Regions from separate parts of the Homo sapiens genome. Here region 1 is linked to region 2. Evidence: chromatin contacts called from ENCODE POLR2A ChIA-PET data. All regions are on one chromosome and are shown on one strand. The core of a region is the stretch at or near the end of the contact, and the rest is flanking DNA. Distances in the headings are between cores, read along the strand shown. Region 1 has its middle 57 kb from the start of BMAL1. Region 2 holds the start of ZBED5-AS1 (ZBED5 antisense RNA 1).

Region 1 (6,878 bases), core at 147-2,646, 2.4 Mb before region 2:
GTGTGTGTGCGTGCATGTGTGCATGCGTGTGTGTGCATGTATATACACACAAAATTTTGTCTTATAATTTCAGGGGTCACAGACCCTCTGAATCCTATTCACAAATCCTGGAGTCAATGTCCCTGCCCCAACCCTTGAGCTCCTTGAGAGCCAGCCATGCCATATTCATCTTCATTTCCGTAGCAGAGTAACCTGACTACAGTCACTGCTCAGTAAATGTCCTGAAATGAATGAGTGAAAAACAGCTGCTTCTTTATTTTAACTCTTGATTCGTCCTGGCAAAAAAGAAGCATGTCCTATTTATACCCCGACTAGTAACTGGGGCTATCATTGCAATGCAGTAATAAGCAAACCAAACCAATAAACAAAAGCTGGAGAAGGGGGAGCAGGAAAAAGGAGGCAAGAGAATTAAGGCAGAAAAGCATTTTAAAAAGCCTGTTCAGTTCAAAATGCGTTGGCAGAAATACACAGGGAGAAAAACATATGAGTAAAAGATGTAATCGTTTTACTGGTAACATTGGGACGTTTTCCACCTCAGCTGCAGGCAGAGGGAGTGGCTTGTTTCGAGGTTCCAGGGTCTTGGTTTGCAGCCAAGCCCTAGGGCAGGTACTCAGAGGGAGGAGAAGTGAGAGCTTCATTCTAAGCATCCTAAACTCAGGGGAGCATCCTCAGTTCACAGCCTTCCTGGGATGGGGGTGGGAGCATTAGAGAAAGGCCTGATGGAAAGGTCTGATAGAACCGAGGACCAAAGCACAAGCCTGTCACCTAAACCCTGAAACAGTGCAGTTTGAAATGATCACGCTGGCTCCTGGGAGCCTGAAAATTAACCTGGTTGTGAGGACAAATTGATCATACAAGCAAGTAGCTTTCTAGAGGGTGCCAAGAGGATATTGTCTAGATGATGGCCTTTCTCCTTGTGAATTTAACAGGAGGCTTATTTAGAAGTTGAAGAAATACAGGAGGAAGTCTCCATCTTCTTTTAACTCCAACGGAGTTAGAAACCATAAAAATAAAGTAAACTGAAAGCAACCTGAATCGCACAAATTCAGTTGGTTGTAATAGACTCTGCCCATTTTTTACAGTTGATAATTCAAATTTAGCAGACATTTATTAAGTCTGGCCCTGCCCTGTGCCATATTTGCTTTAACTCTGATAGTGACCCACTAAGTTGGTATTATTCCTCTTCTCCTTTCAGGCGAAGGATCTAGTGCTTGGAGAAGTATACGCTGCTAGAAAGCAATAGTGAGAACCAGGCCCAGACAGGGCTGACTCCAAGTCCCTACTCTGTCATTCACTAGGCTGCTTTTTTCATGGTCTACATGCTCATCCAAAAGAAAAACAATTAGCCCTCTTTTGTTCTGTGAGTCAGAGGGGAGGTTGGAAAAGTCTGTCTGCTCACCCTTCCTTCCAGGTAACACATCACAGGGAAGAATGCTATGGGAGGCCCAGCTCTGGGGGAGAGCCAGGCCTGGGTAGGCAGTTGCCAGGGAACTGGGCTCCGTCGTCCTGGGTTCTGTTGCTGGTGTCTCTTTGCATCTTGTTTGACAGCTCCTGCCTGAGAAGCCAGCTTGGAATGTGTTCCAAGCTGAAATTTCAGGAGAAAAAATGTTCCCTGTCTTACCCTTTTCTGGGACAAGGTGGCTGGCCAGGTGCAGATATATAGCAATCAGAACAGATTAGGTTCAGATCTTGTTCATTTTCCTACCTATGCCCAGGAGCCTGGGGGTTGGTTATCATTTTGGTCTTTGTTTTCAGGCATTTTTGTTTTGCCTCAAAGTGTGAAAAGGCCATGCACTCTCTTATGATCTGCAGCAAATAGCAAGACAATGTGGCAGGGGCACTGGGGAGAGAAGGCGGCCTGTGTCTCTAATATGTCTCTTCTGAGCTTCTTACGGTAGAGACAGCAGAACTCCCAGTCAGGGAAAAAAAATCTTAAGAGGCTCTTGATAGGAAATATGCTGCCACTTGTCATCTACCCAATGGCTCCTAATCCTCTTTCGTGAGCTGAAATCCCCTTGAATTGGATTATAACATTCCTCTTGGTAGAAGGCACTTCGCTTGAAAATGCAAAGCCCTTGATAGTGAAAGAAAAACAAACACTAATTTGAAATTTTTTTTGCCTTAGGAAAGAAGATATGGGTAGGAGCCTTGAAGAAGCCCTGCTCCTGCCTTTTGAACCCTCAGTTCCCTGATGTGCAGCATGCACTGAGGTCTCAAGACAGAAGGCATCCCTCCCTCCGCCAGCTTCAAGTCAATTGACATTTGCATGGGTGATGCTTACTTTCACTTGTTAAAAAAAACAGTATTTTAGGCCAGGCGCAGTGGCTCACGCCTGTAATCCCAGCACTTTGGGAGGCCGAGGTGGGCGGATCACCTGAGGTCCGGAGTTCGAGACCAGCCTGACCAACATGGTGAAACCTCGTCTCTACTAAAAATACAAAATTAGCCAGTTGTGGTGGCACATGCCTGTAATCTCAGCTACTCGGGAGGCTGAGGCAGGAGAATCACCTGAACCTTGGAGGCGGAGGCTGCAGTGAGCCGAGATCACGCCATTGCACTCCAGCCTGGGCAACAAGAGAAAAACTCCATCTCAACAACAATAACAACAACAACTATACACACACACACACACACACACACACACACACATATGTGCATATATATATGCACATATATACATATTAAACACTCAACAATGGGAAAAGAAAATCTTGTTTAGAAACCAAAGAAACCTTTTAGAAGACCTATTAATTACGTCAAAGCTTCCCTCCATACAGGGATAAATGCTTGTAACTGGCTCAAGTTTATAACCTGAAATTGGGTTGACAAGTGTCAGACAATGAGGCCAGGTGCAGTGGCTCATGCCTGTAATCCCAGCACTCTGGGAGACTGAGGCAGGAGGATTGCTTGAGCTTAGGAGTTCAAGACCAGCATGGGCAATATAGTGAGACCTCATCTCTACCAAAAATAAAACAAATTAGCCAGGTGCGGTCCCAGCTACTCAGGAGGCTAAGATGGATAGCTTGAGCTCAGGAGTTGCAGGCTGCAGTGAGCTGTGATTGCACCACTGCACTCCAGCCTGGATGACAGAGCAAGACCTTGTCTCAAAAAAAAAAAAAAAAAAAAAAAAAAGATGATGACAAATGTCAGACTGTGACTTGGGGAGGAGAAGGGAGATAAACTGGCAACTATAAAAGATTGGTGAACAGAGGGAGGGCCATTGCTAGAAGCACATTTTCTTGCTGATTGCAACTCAGATTTCTCTCTTACAGACCACAGCATTTTTTCCTAGATCCACATCCCACCTCTGGCCTGTTCTCTTGTCTTCACTTACCTGATCCTGCACCCTCTCTTGCCCCTTGGCTTGGCAGTCATGTACCTTGGTTTTCTGAATGCTGCTCCAGGGGCAGAGGTGGGCCCTGGGGCTTTGCTATGTTTGGGGGTGGGGAAAGGGGCCTGGGAAGAGCCAGGCCTTGGTGAGGAGCAGAAAGGGGCCCCTTATCAGCACCAGGACAAGCACTGGGGCACGGCCTGTGGGATGCGATTAAAGATCTTGGCTCTCAACGGTGCTGAGAGTCACTTCTGTTTAATCACTTTGTGCTTAATATTGTGCAGGGTTTAGAAAGGTCTGGCAATTTCATGATTTCTTCAGTCCACTGTGGGAGGGCCTGTGAAAACTGTAGCAGCCTCCATACTCTTTGGAGTCTTTTGATCAGAAAGAAACAGAAATTGTGAACACCACAGAGCAAATGAGTGAAAGGGTCTTACTCCTAGCCTTACCCACGCTGCTTCCTGCCCTTGCCTTAGACCTCAAACCTGGCAAGGCTTCTTAGGTAAGGAGCTGAAATCACCAGCTCATGGTGACACAAATTGTTTTTGCCTTATCTGGGTTAGGATGAAACATTTTCTTCCTATTTCTCAAAAACTTAAAAGCCAAGCAAACGGGATTTCTAAACAAAGAGGGACTTCAAACAGAAGACTAGCTGTCATTACCGGTTTTCTTCTCCCAAAGCCTATCTGCAATTGCTGTCTGGGAAAAGTGGTAGACCTGCTTGAGGTGGCTAAGAAGCCATTATGTCTCTTCCCTACAAGGAGGAAAACCTTATATGGCAGAGCCAGCAGATTCTGGACTCTAGGTCGGGAAGATTCCCAAGTTGCCCACTCAGATGAGACAAAATAGATAAGGAATATAGGCTTTATCTCCGTTTTTCATTTACTTTTAAATTTCTTTCATATTTTATGAATGGGTAATCCATATGCATGATACAAAATTGGAAAGATCCCAAGAGTAGACAGTGAAAAGTCTTTTTTTTCCCCCCTCTCCTGAGCCCTGATTAATCTCTGTGGAGGCAACAGCGTGTGGGGGAGATTGGGAAGAGGAGATAGGAGTCAGGCACTCGGCTCAGGTGCTGGTGGAAGAGCCCAGGAGGGTGGTGTGGAAAAGAATAGAGGAAACTGGCATGACTGTGTCAATGAGGAGGAGGAATGGGAGGAAACAGGAGGTGTAAAATATCAGAAATGGAGGCCTCATGAGTGGAGAGTCCGTGATGAGAGGAAAGTGATGAGCCTGTTTCTTTTTTTTTTTTTATTAAAAAAAATCCTTTATTTCAAATATTTTTCTCTATTGTTTTCTACTTTTTTAAAATTTTGCTCTAAGTTCTGGGATACATATGCAGAATGTGCAGGTTTGTTACATAGGTATACATTTGCCATGGTGGTTTGCTGAACCCATCAACCCATCATCTAGGTTTTAAGCCCCTCATGCATTAGGTATGTGTCCTAATGCTCTCCTTCTCCTTGTCCCCCACCCCCCAACAGGTTCCAGTGTGTGATGTTCACCTCCTGTGTCCATGTGTTCTCATTGTTCAAATCCCGCTTATGAGTGAGAACATGCAGTGTTTGGTTTTCTGTTCCTGTGTTAGTTTGCTGAGAATGATGGTTTCCAGCTTCATCCATGTCCCTGCAAAGGACATGAGCTCATTCTTTTTTATGGCTGTATAGTATTCCATGGTGTATATGTGCCACCTTTTCTTTATCCAGTCTATCATTGATGGGCATTTGGGTTGGTTCCAAGTCTTTGCTAATGCAAATAGTGCTGCAATAAACATATGTGAACATGTGTCTTCATAGTAAAATGATTTATAGTCCTTTGGGTATATACCCAGTAATGGGATAGTTTCTAACACAGAGGTTTTATCTGTGTTCATCAGGTGAACTCCCATTAAATTCCTCTTTGGGCACCTCCTTGGTGAAGTTTTCTTTATTCTTCTCTTCAAAAGTTAAACCTTACTGCTGTGCTTTGACATACCTCATTTTACAACTTAGTTCACCATGTTGTCAGTATCCATTATGCTGGGCTTCCCTCCCAGAGTGTCTTTCTCACTTCTCATTTTCACATTTCTGGCACCAACAATAATAATAGCAACAATAACAGAAATTATCTCATTAAATCCTTTCAATTACCCTGTGAAGTAGATACCTATTGTTTGGGGGCCTTTTGTTTTTGTTTTTGAGACAGGGTCTCTCTCTGTCACTCAGGCTGGAGTGCAGTGTTCCAATCACAGCTCACTGCAGCCTCAACCTCCTGGGCTCAAGTGACCCTCCAACCTCTGGAATAGCTGAAACTACAGGCACACACCAACACTCTAGGCTAATTTCTGTATTTTTTGTAGAGACAGTGTTTCACCATGTTTCCCAGACTGGTCTCGATCTCCTGACTTCAAGCAATTCACTCATCTCAGACTCCCAAAATGCTGGGATTACAGGTATGAGCCACTGTACCTGGCCTAGATACCTATTGTTAGCCTCATTTTACAGATGAGGAAACTAAGACATAGAGAAACTAATTGTCCAGGGTGGCATTGCTGGTAGTTTAGCTTTGGATTGGTATCTGAGCATTCTAACTATAGAGCTTACACTCTGATCCTCCAGTCACACCATTTTGATAAGAATGATTACATTTGGGGGACATTTAGGGGAAACGAAGGACTAGACAAACCACCTTGGGAGGCTGGTCTCATTTTTATCCCCTTTTTGCCAATAAAAACAAGTCTTAAGTCATGCCCAAGAAAGGAAAAGGGTCTGGATCCATGTCCTCAGACTCTCAGATACTGTTCTCTACTCCCAGCGTATGTGCTCATTAGATATCTATAAAATAAATATATGAATAAAATAAAGGAAGGAGAGAGTGGGTGAAGGAAGAAGAAAGGAGGAAGAGGAAAAAAGAAGGAGCAAAGGAAATAAAGGAAGGGAAATCAAATAGAATACTGCACTCAGCTATCTCTTAAACTCAATCAAAGCTGGCTGGTAATGCAAATATTGTAATTCACACAATGTACTGAGTGAACATTTTGAAAGAAGATTCTAGGAGTGAAAGCTTTAAATCAAATGAAGCCTCATTAATGTGAAACATCAGAACATCACAAGCTGATGGGGAAGTGCTTGAGGATAGCAAGGACTTCCCAGATCCCAGGTATAGAAGTCAGCAATAGATTTACTCCTGCAAGTCTGATACAATTTCTTGGAATAGCAAATTACATGAACTGTTGGTTACTTCAAAATCACCCGCAACCAAGAGGTACCTTCTTTTAAAGCATTTCTTGGTGTTTGCTTGTCCTTAAGCTACACCATTAACCTCCTCTATTATTCTGTGACCCAAATGGATCATCAAGATGAATGAAAACTCTAATTTTTTCACGGGGATTTTCCTTTTTTTGGTCCTGTAGACACCGTGTGTATCTGTGTGTGTGCATGTGTGGGTATTTTCTGTGTTTCTCTGTTGCTGCCTGCCTCAGGAAGAGACACTTTCTGCAAGGTAGGCAGCCCTGCTGGCGGTACTTTTCTTAGGTTAATCAAGCCATGCCTTGTGGATTTTTCTA
Region 2 (6,911 bases), core at 1,635-4,134:
GTATGCACATAAACACAGTTTGTAGTTCCCACAACCAGCATCACACCTAATCCAGGTTCTGCCACTAATTAGTTCTTGGAACTGGGGCAAGTTATTTACCTCTTTGTGCTTAATTTCCTTATCTGTAAAATAAGGTTAATCAACTGATAAAATTGTTGTGAACAGTAAAAGACTTAATAAATTTACAAGTGTATAGGCCAGGCCTGGTGGCTCATACCCGTAATCCCAGCACTTTGGGAGGCCAATGCGGGTGACTCGTTTGAGGCCAGGAGTTTGAGATCAGCCTAGCTAACATGGCAAAACCCCATCGCTATAAAAAAATACAAAAATTAGCCAGACACGGTGGCATGCACCTGTAGTCCCAGCTACTCAGGAGGCTGAGGTGGAAAGATCATTTGAGCCCGGGAGGTTGAGGTTGCACAGAGCTAAGATCGTGCCACTGCACTCCAGCCTAGGCAACAGAGTGAGACCCTGACTCAAAAAAACAAAAACAAAAACAAAAAAAGCGTATACAATAGCTCCCCGGCCTACATTATGTATTCAATAAATGCTAGCTATGTATTACTGGTCTGAGTTCTACATTGTCTGTATTTTTTCTTATCTGTCCCATCAACATTCTGTAATAATTTGACAAAACGATTACAAAAAAAGTTAAGTTTCATGAACTTTAATTATGAGACACTTCAGATTTGGGGCCCTATATTAATCCATTCTCACACTGCTATAAAGAAATACCGAGACTGGGTAATTTATAAAGGAAAGAGGTTTAATTGACTCAGCTGCACATGCCTGGGCGGCCTCACAAAATTTTCCAATCATGGAGGAAGGGGAAGCAGGCACGTCTTACAGGGCAGGTCTTACATGACGGCAGGTGAGAGAGAGCATGTGAGACCACAGGAAAAACTACCATTTATAAAACCATCAGATCGTGTGAGAATTCACTTAACTATCAGAACAGCATGGGAGAAAACGTCCTCATAATCCAATCACTTTAATCCTTCCATACGTGGGGATTAAAATTCGATATAAGATTTGGGTAGGGACACAGAGTCAAATCATATCAGGACCTAATTCCTAAACTTTAGATGTACTTATTTAAACACTATTCTGCCTAACAGTTTAATATTTTGGGTTTTCCCTCTTCATGAAGATGTAAACAAGATGTGTAAAGATTGGTTTGGGAGCCCATGGCAAGGACAGGAAAATCAAACACATGTTCTCACTCATAGGTGGGAATAGAACAATGAGAACACCTGGACACAGGGTGGGGAACATCACACACCAGGGCCTGTCGTGGGGTGGGGGGAGGGGGGAGGGATAGCCCTAGGAGATATACCTAATGTAAATGACGAGTTAACGAGTGCAGCACACCAACATGGCACATGTATACATATGTAACAAACCTGCAAGTTGTGCACCCTAGAACTTAAAGTATAATAATAAAAAAAATAAAAAATAAAAAAAGATTGGTTTGGGAGCACATATGTAAAAGGTTTTTCTAAAATATGAAACACGAAAATATATTATTCCAATATTATTCTGAAGCCAGACAACTCCCGCAATGACAAAATCCCTTGCTCTTCAAGCGCGACTGTACCCCCTTCCCAAAAACGATTTATGCATTTATGGTTAAAGTTCAAATGAAGCTGATTTAATAGAAATAATTTAAAAATAATAATGAGAATATATGGACAGCTTACTATAGGGTGAGATGATGTTGTAATTGACTTTAAAACATTTGGAACTAAATGTCAGTCCTAGGAAATTATGCACTCCTGTAAATTGTGCTATTAAGGGTTAGGTTTCTTTCAACACTTTAGATATTTGATCAGAAGCATATTTAAGAAAAACGAAAGCTGCCCTTGCTTTTGACCCCAAGTTGAGAATTTTCTATCATTGGTGCAGTGCCTGAAAATACGATCCAATCTTCATTTAGTCATTTGTACGGAGTCTGGAAAGGCTAAAACATTGCAAATAATAGGACCTACTCGTACTTTCCCCGCTTAAGAAGCGTATCTATTTCAAGGTGCCTATTTGGAAAAACAGACTCCAGGTCTCCACCACAGAACTTAACACAAAATGAAAGCACACAACCCGCAGCCTTTGGCTGTGGTGTTTTTGAAAACAAGGAAGGGCACAGAACCATGGCTTAAAATACCCGAAAGCTGCAGCCCACAAAAAGAGTATTTCAGGGCGGGTTGGCCGTTCCCTGCAGGCAAACGTTCGGTGCAGGCGGCCGGGCGTTCCTGCGGGGAGGGCGCCACTGTGATGCAAAGACATCAAGCGGACTTTCAGCTTGCCCGTGGACGCTGCGGTGCCGCTTTCCCTATCCAGTCCTGTTCCCGCGGCTCCCCAGCCTACCCCGGGCCGACCAAGAGGTCCGGCGGGGTCTGCGCCGCATCAGCGCCCGCTCGTCAGGCCTAGCCCTCCGCACAGCCAAGGCCGACCAGACCTCTAGACACTCCGTCGTCGGGTGTGGGGCGGAGAAGTAAAGGGCGAGTTTTCTTCCTAGATTCCAGTGGGAACCAAGAAAAGGAGTTGGCAGCTGTGTAAACTGGACCTGGGGTGCGGCCTCCGGGAACAAAAGAGGTGATAAATGCACAGCAGCCGAGGTTCTGCGTGCTCCTTTGGGGCCACTACGAATCCCCGTGAATCACCCCAGCCCGGGCAGAGGGCCAGAAATGATGAAAATGCAGATTCATGGCTTCCACTCCAGCCCTACAAGATCACCAACCGTATCTGGCAGTACCCAGGAATCTGCATTCTCGACAAGCGTCCGCGCCGACGGGGCTAGTGAAGTTTGAGAACAATTGCTTCCTACCCAGCCGCTCCGCTATCACCTAGGTAGCACGGCCGCTGCGGCTGAGGCTGTGACTGCGGCTGCGGCTGGGCCGCGCCTCAACCGAGCTTGGTCCTTTCCTTTGGTCCCGCCCCGCTGCTCAGCGCGGATTGGTGGCGGGACGCAAATCTGGCGCTGATTGGGCGGCGGCAGAGTCGCTCGTGAAGATTGTAGGGTTCGGGTGCTCTAGAGTGCTAAATTTATCTTCAGACCGGCGACCGCGCCAGCCGCGAATCGGATCTCTATGGAGATGGCCTAGGCGATATCCCTGAGCTGAGAGCATCACCCTGTCCCCGAATCCTTCTTTCCTCTCTGTTTTGTTTTTCATTCCCCTCCCTCTCTCCCCTCCCCCTCCAGTCCACGACGACTGGCTGTTGACCCTGTTCAGGCCTCGGTGAAGGTGAGAAGCAGAGCCGCCGCCGCGGCTAAGCGGTGCGCTCTGAAATGGCCGCTTCCTGGAACTGCCTAAGATGGCGGTCGCGGGCTCTGCTGTGGACCGCGGCGCTGCTGTGCAGCCCAGCCGCGGCAAAATCCGTTCTCTCCATCGCTGATGGAGATGAAATAGAGAGATGGTGTTGGGTGCTGAGACGTTTTCATGTGGTCGTTAGCGCAGGCGGCCGCCCGGGGACGCGAGAGAAGACCTGAGGCGAGGGTGGGCTGCGACTGGTAGGGAGCCCCCCAGTCGTGGCAATCTGTGGGCAGCGCGCACCTGTGACAGGGAGGAGCTGAGGGATAGTTGGCCCTGGCTGCACATCCAGGTGACCGTTTAAAAAAGCATTTAGGTGTTGGAAGGAGCATCTGTTCCCACCTTTTTGGCTGGCCTGCACTCAGATCCTGTCCTCCTGACCCTGAGGGTATTGTTCCCAGCCGGAACCGCCCGAAGATAGGGGAGAAAGGATTGTGATACTTGTCAGTTTAACCGGAAGGAGACTAAAGACGGAAGTTTTCCCCGCTCTTCAGGGAGTGGAAAGGAAACTTTACTCTCAAAGGAGTCCAGATTCTTTGTCCTCGAGAAATTCGGGGAAACACCTTCGAAGAGGTGGGGTTGAGGACCTTCTTTCTGAAAACAAAAGCTTCCTACTCTTCTGTGTCCTCTGGCAACGAGAGGGATCCTGATCTTTTACGTGAACCAGCAGCTCCACAGAGTTCTCCGTTGCAAAATCCAAAAGGAGACTGTGGAAGGAGAATCTGCTTTTTTGCTCCCAATAAGAAGCAGGGCTTTATGCTGTTGCTAGTATGAGACCCTCGACTTTCTGGCAGTTATAATCCATTGTTCATCCGTTTCGCTGCATAACCCAACTCCTAGTAACGAGATTTTTTAGTAGTTGGGGAATTAAAAGTATTCAGGAACACCCAAGTAATGGCTAGACACATGGGCTATGCAGTCAAACTTTTTGGGCTCTGAACTTGGTTTTTCACTTACAAGAGGTGTTAGCGAGATGTGTTAACCTGTGTCTGTTTATCTCTAAAGTGGGGTTATTAATAATCCTTGTGTCTTCATAGATGAGATAATCTATATGAGGGATTTAGCAGTAATTGGCATACAGTAAACAATCATCAGTCATTAGACATTGTTTACCTGAGGAGATTGGTCACTGGGGGGCTAAAAATGATTGTAGTGAAAGAACTGCTTCATGTAATAGTTCTATGTATAATTCCATTTTAGATTCAAGACCTAGTTTTAGAGACATTGATGAGGTTGTACTTTTAAAAATTAGGCTTAGTTTCAAGTTCTAGAAAGTGTGGTGGTGGTGTTGTTTTAACATGTTTCTATGAAGTCAGTAGGTGGGGGAACATCTCAAAGCATCTAAATTGCCAAGATATTGAACAGGATGAAAATGTTAGAATTTTTACTATGCTAGGCGTCTTCTCTTTCAGTCCAAGATCTGCATTGCAGTAAAGAATCATTTTCACTGCTTAGATCCAGAAAGAATAAACCCATCTTACGGGTTTATAGTTAGTTCTGCTTGTTACTGTATCTAATTTTAATTTTTCTCATTCTAGGCTTTTGGTTACTCCCCTTCCCACCCCATCCCTTAATTTTATTCTTTTGAAGAGTGCATTTCAAGCTGCCAAGGTGGAGAGAGGGATTACAGAAAGGAGAACACCTTATTTCAGGTATCTTATCCTCTACCCCTTAATAGGAGAACCATTTTGACTCAAGATCTAACATGAGAATACAAAACTTACTCTATAGCCAGGTTATAAAGTTTAAATCAAAAGTAGCTATATTTGGACAGACATAATTTGTATGCCTTGATTTATAGAGTTAATAGTATTCTTTAGCAATCCTTAGATTGCATTATCCTTTTAATTTTGATTTGTTTTATTATATGAGAAATAAACCTCTTAAATGAGAGTTTATTTTTTTTTTTTAGGTCCTGGTTAAGTCGTCACCTGTTGTATAAATAGAATGCAGAGTTATCTGTAAAAATATACATTACTTTCATTGAGTCTTAATTTGGATAATATAAACGTTTATATAATTTAAGTCCAGAGAAACAGTACCTAACTTTTGATATACAATTTATTCTTCATTGTTAACGCATAACATTTAGGATACAGTAGAATTATGTATCTCGCAAAACTTGGAACTGTGTGTGTGTTTAATTCACTTCTTCAGAATTGTTGCTAGCCCTGAAGGGACTTCAGATATATAATAGTATCAACAACTAATACATCTAATGACAGTAGGCATCAAAAGCTAAAAGAGATTTCACAATACTACATACCATGAGACAGGGCTGATAAATTATGGCCCATGCTGTCTGGTTTTGTACGTAAAGTTTTATTGGAACACACCTGTGTCCATTCTTTCATGTATTGTCTATGGCTGCTGTCATGTTACAACTACAGAGTTGAGTAGTTGCAACAGAGACTATATGGCCCTTGACCAAAAAAAGCCTGCCAACCCCTGCCATGGGACATATTCTTCAGGGTCCCTTTCTTAAAAATATGTATAACAACTCTTAATAATTTATTGGCTCAGTGATTCCCAAATTATGTTTTATAGAATATTAATATTCTCTAAGTTAATAAATGTTTTGAGAAAATGATTGATGCTAATATTGGTTTTTCTTTATGGTTGATTTTAATATGTTTATTTAAATATGAGATTAAGACTGCTAAACTCATTTCTATAGCTTTTATTTTTATGTGATAATCTACCTTTAAGAAAAGGTGTACCATACCTGAGAGCACCAGGAAGTCGCATGAGAGATCACCTGATACATGAACGTATGATGTTCCATCTGCGCATTGATGAATAGGCAGCATTTACAAATTAACTGATGTGTTGCTGTATATCATCTCTTTGATGATTGCTCCTCTTCTTTGTATCCTGTCTTATAATTTCAACACATTTGCGATACTCAATGTCTATTCTAAATTAACCATGTTTTGTACCACAAACTCATTGCCCATGGATCTGTTGCTGAAACAAGGAAGTCTTAAACAAGAAGTGGAATCTTTCTGTTATCAGATTGTGTCTGAATCAAATGATCAGAAGGTTGGAATATTACAAAGTGAAGATAAGCAGTTGCAACCTTCAGTTTCTAAAAAATCAGAAGGTGAGCTTTCCAGGGTCAAATTTATATCCAATTCCAACAAAATAACATTTAGTAAAAAACCAAAAAGAAGAAAATATGATGAAAGTTATTTGTCTTTTGGATTTACTTACTTCGGAAATAGAGATGCACCTCATGCTCAGTGTGTATTATGTAAGAAAATTTTATCAAATAGCTCTTTAGCCCCTAGTAAGCTTCGAAGACATTTGGAAACTAAACATGCTGCATATAAAGACAAAGACATAAGCTTTTTCAAGCAACATCTCGATTCACCTGAAAATAATAAACCCCCAACACCTAAAATTGTGAATACAGATAATGAAAGTGCTACAGAAGCATCATACAATGTAAGTTACCATATAGCGCTGAGTGGAGAGGCTCATACTATTGGAGAATTGCTTATCAAACCTTGTGCAAAAGATGTAGTGATGCGGATGTTTGATGAACAATATAGTAAAAAAATAGATGCAGTACAGCTATCAAACAGTACTGTTGCACGTCGAATT

Evidence for each region. ChIA-PET counts read pairs that join two places held with the same protein, here RNA polymerase II (POLR2A).
Region 1: POLR2A ChIA-PET joins it to region 2 with 15 read pairs in BJ. The contact joins the enhancer-like site here to the promoter of ZBED5-AS1 in region 2. POLR2A ChIA-PET finds 5 or more read pairs at or near these places in 2 of 52 experiments (BJ and PC-3).

Annotation. Positions count from the first base shown.
Region 1 is chr11:13,217,014-13,223,891 of GRCh38, reverse strand. No RefSeq gene overlaps it. Among named protein-coding and RNA genes, the nearest start is that of BMAL1, 57 kb to the left of the region's middle. Within about 2 kb of position 1,396, at least 3 of the 41 ENCODE cell types and tissues checked have a DNase peak (open chromatin) inside an H3K27ac peak, as active enhancers do.
Region 2 is chr11:10,854,190-10,861,100 of GRCh38, reverse strand. It overlaps ZBED5-AS1 (ZBED5 antisense RNA 1), which reads right to left and starts at 2,884. Exons shown (of 3, transcript NR_034137.1): 1 at 2,735-2,884. ZBED5 (zinc finger BED-type containing 5) reads left to right here and starts at 3,048. Exons shown (of 3, transcript NM_001143667.2): 1 at 3,048-3,239; 2 at 4,844-4,957; 3 at 6,015-6,911. The coding sequence starts at 6,156. RefSeq lists enhancers at 1,576-2,211, 2,613-2,702, 2,212-2,849, 3,003-3,382.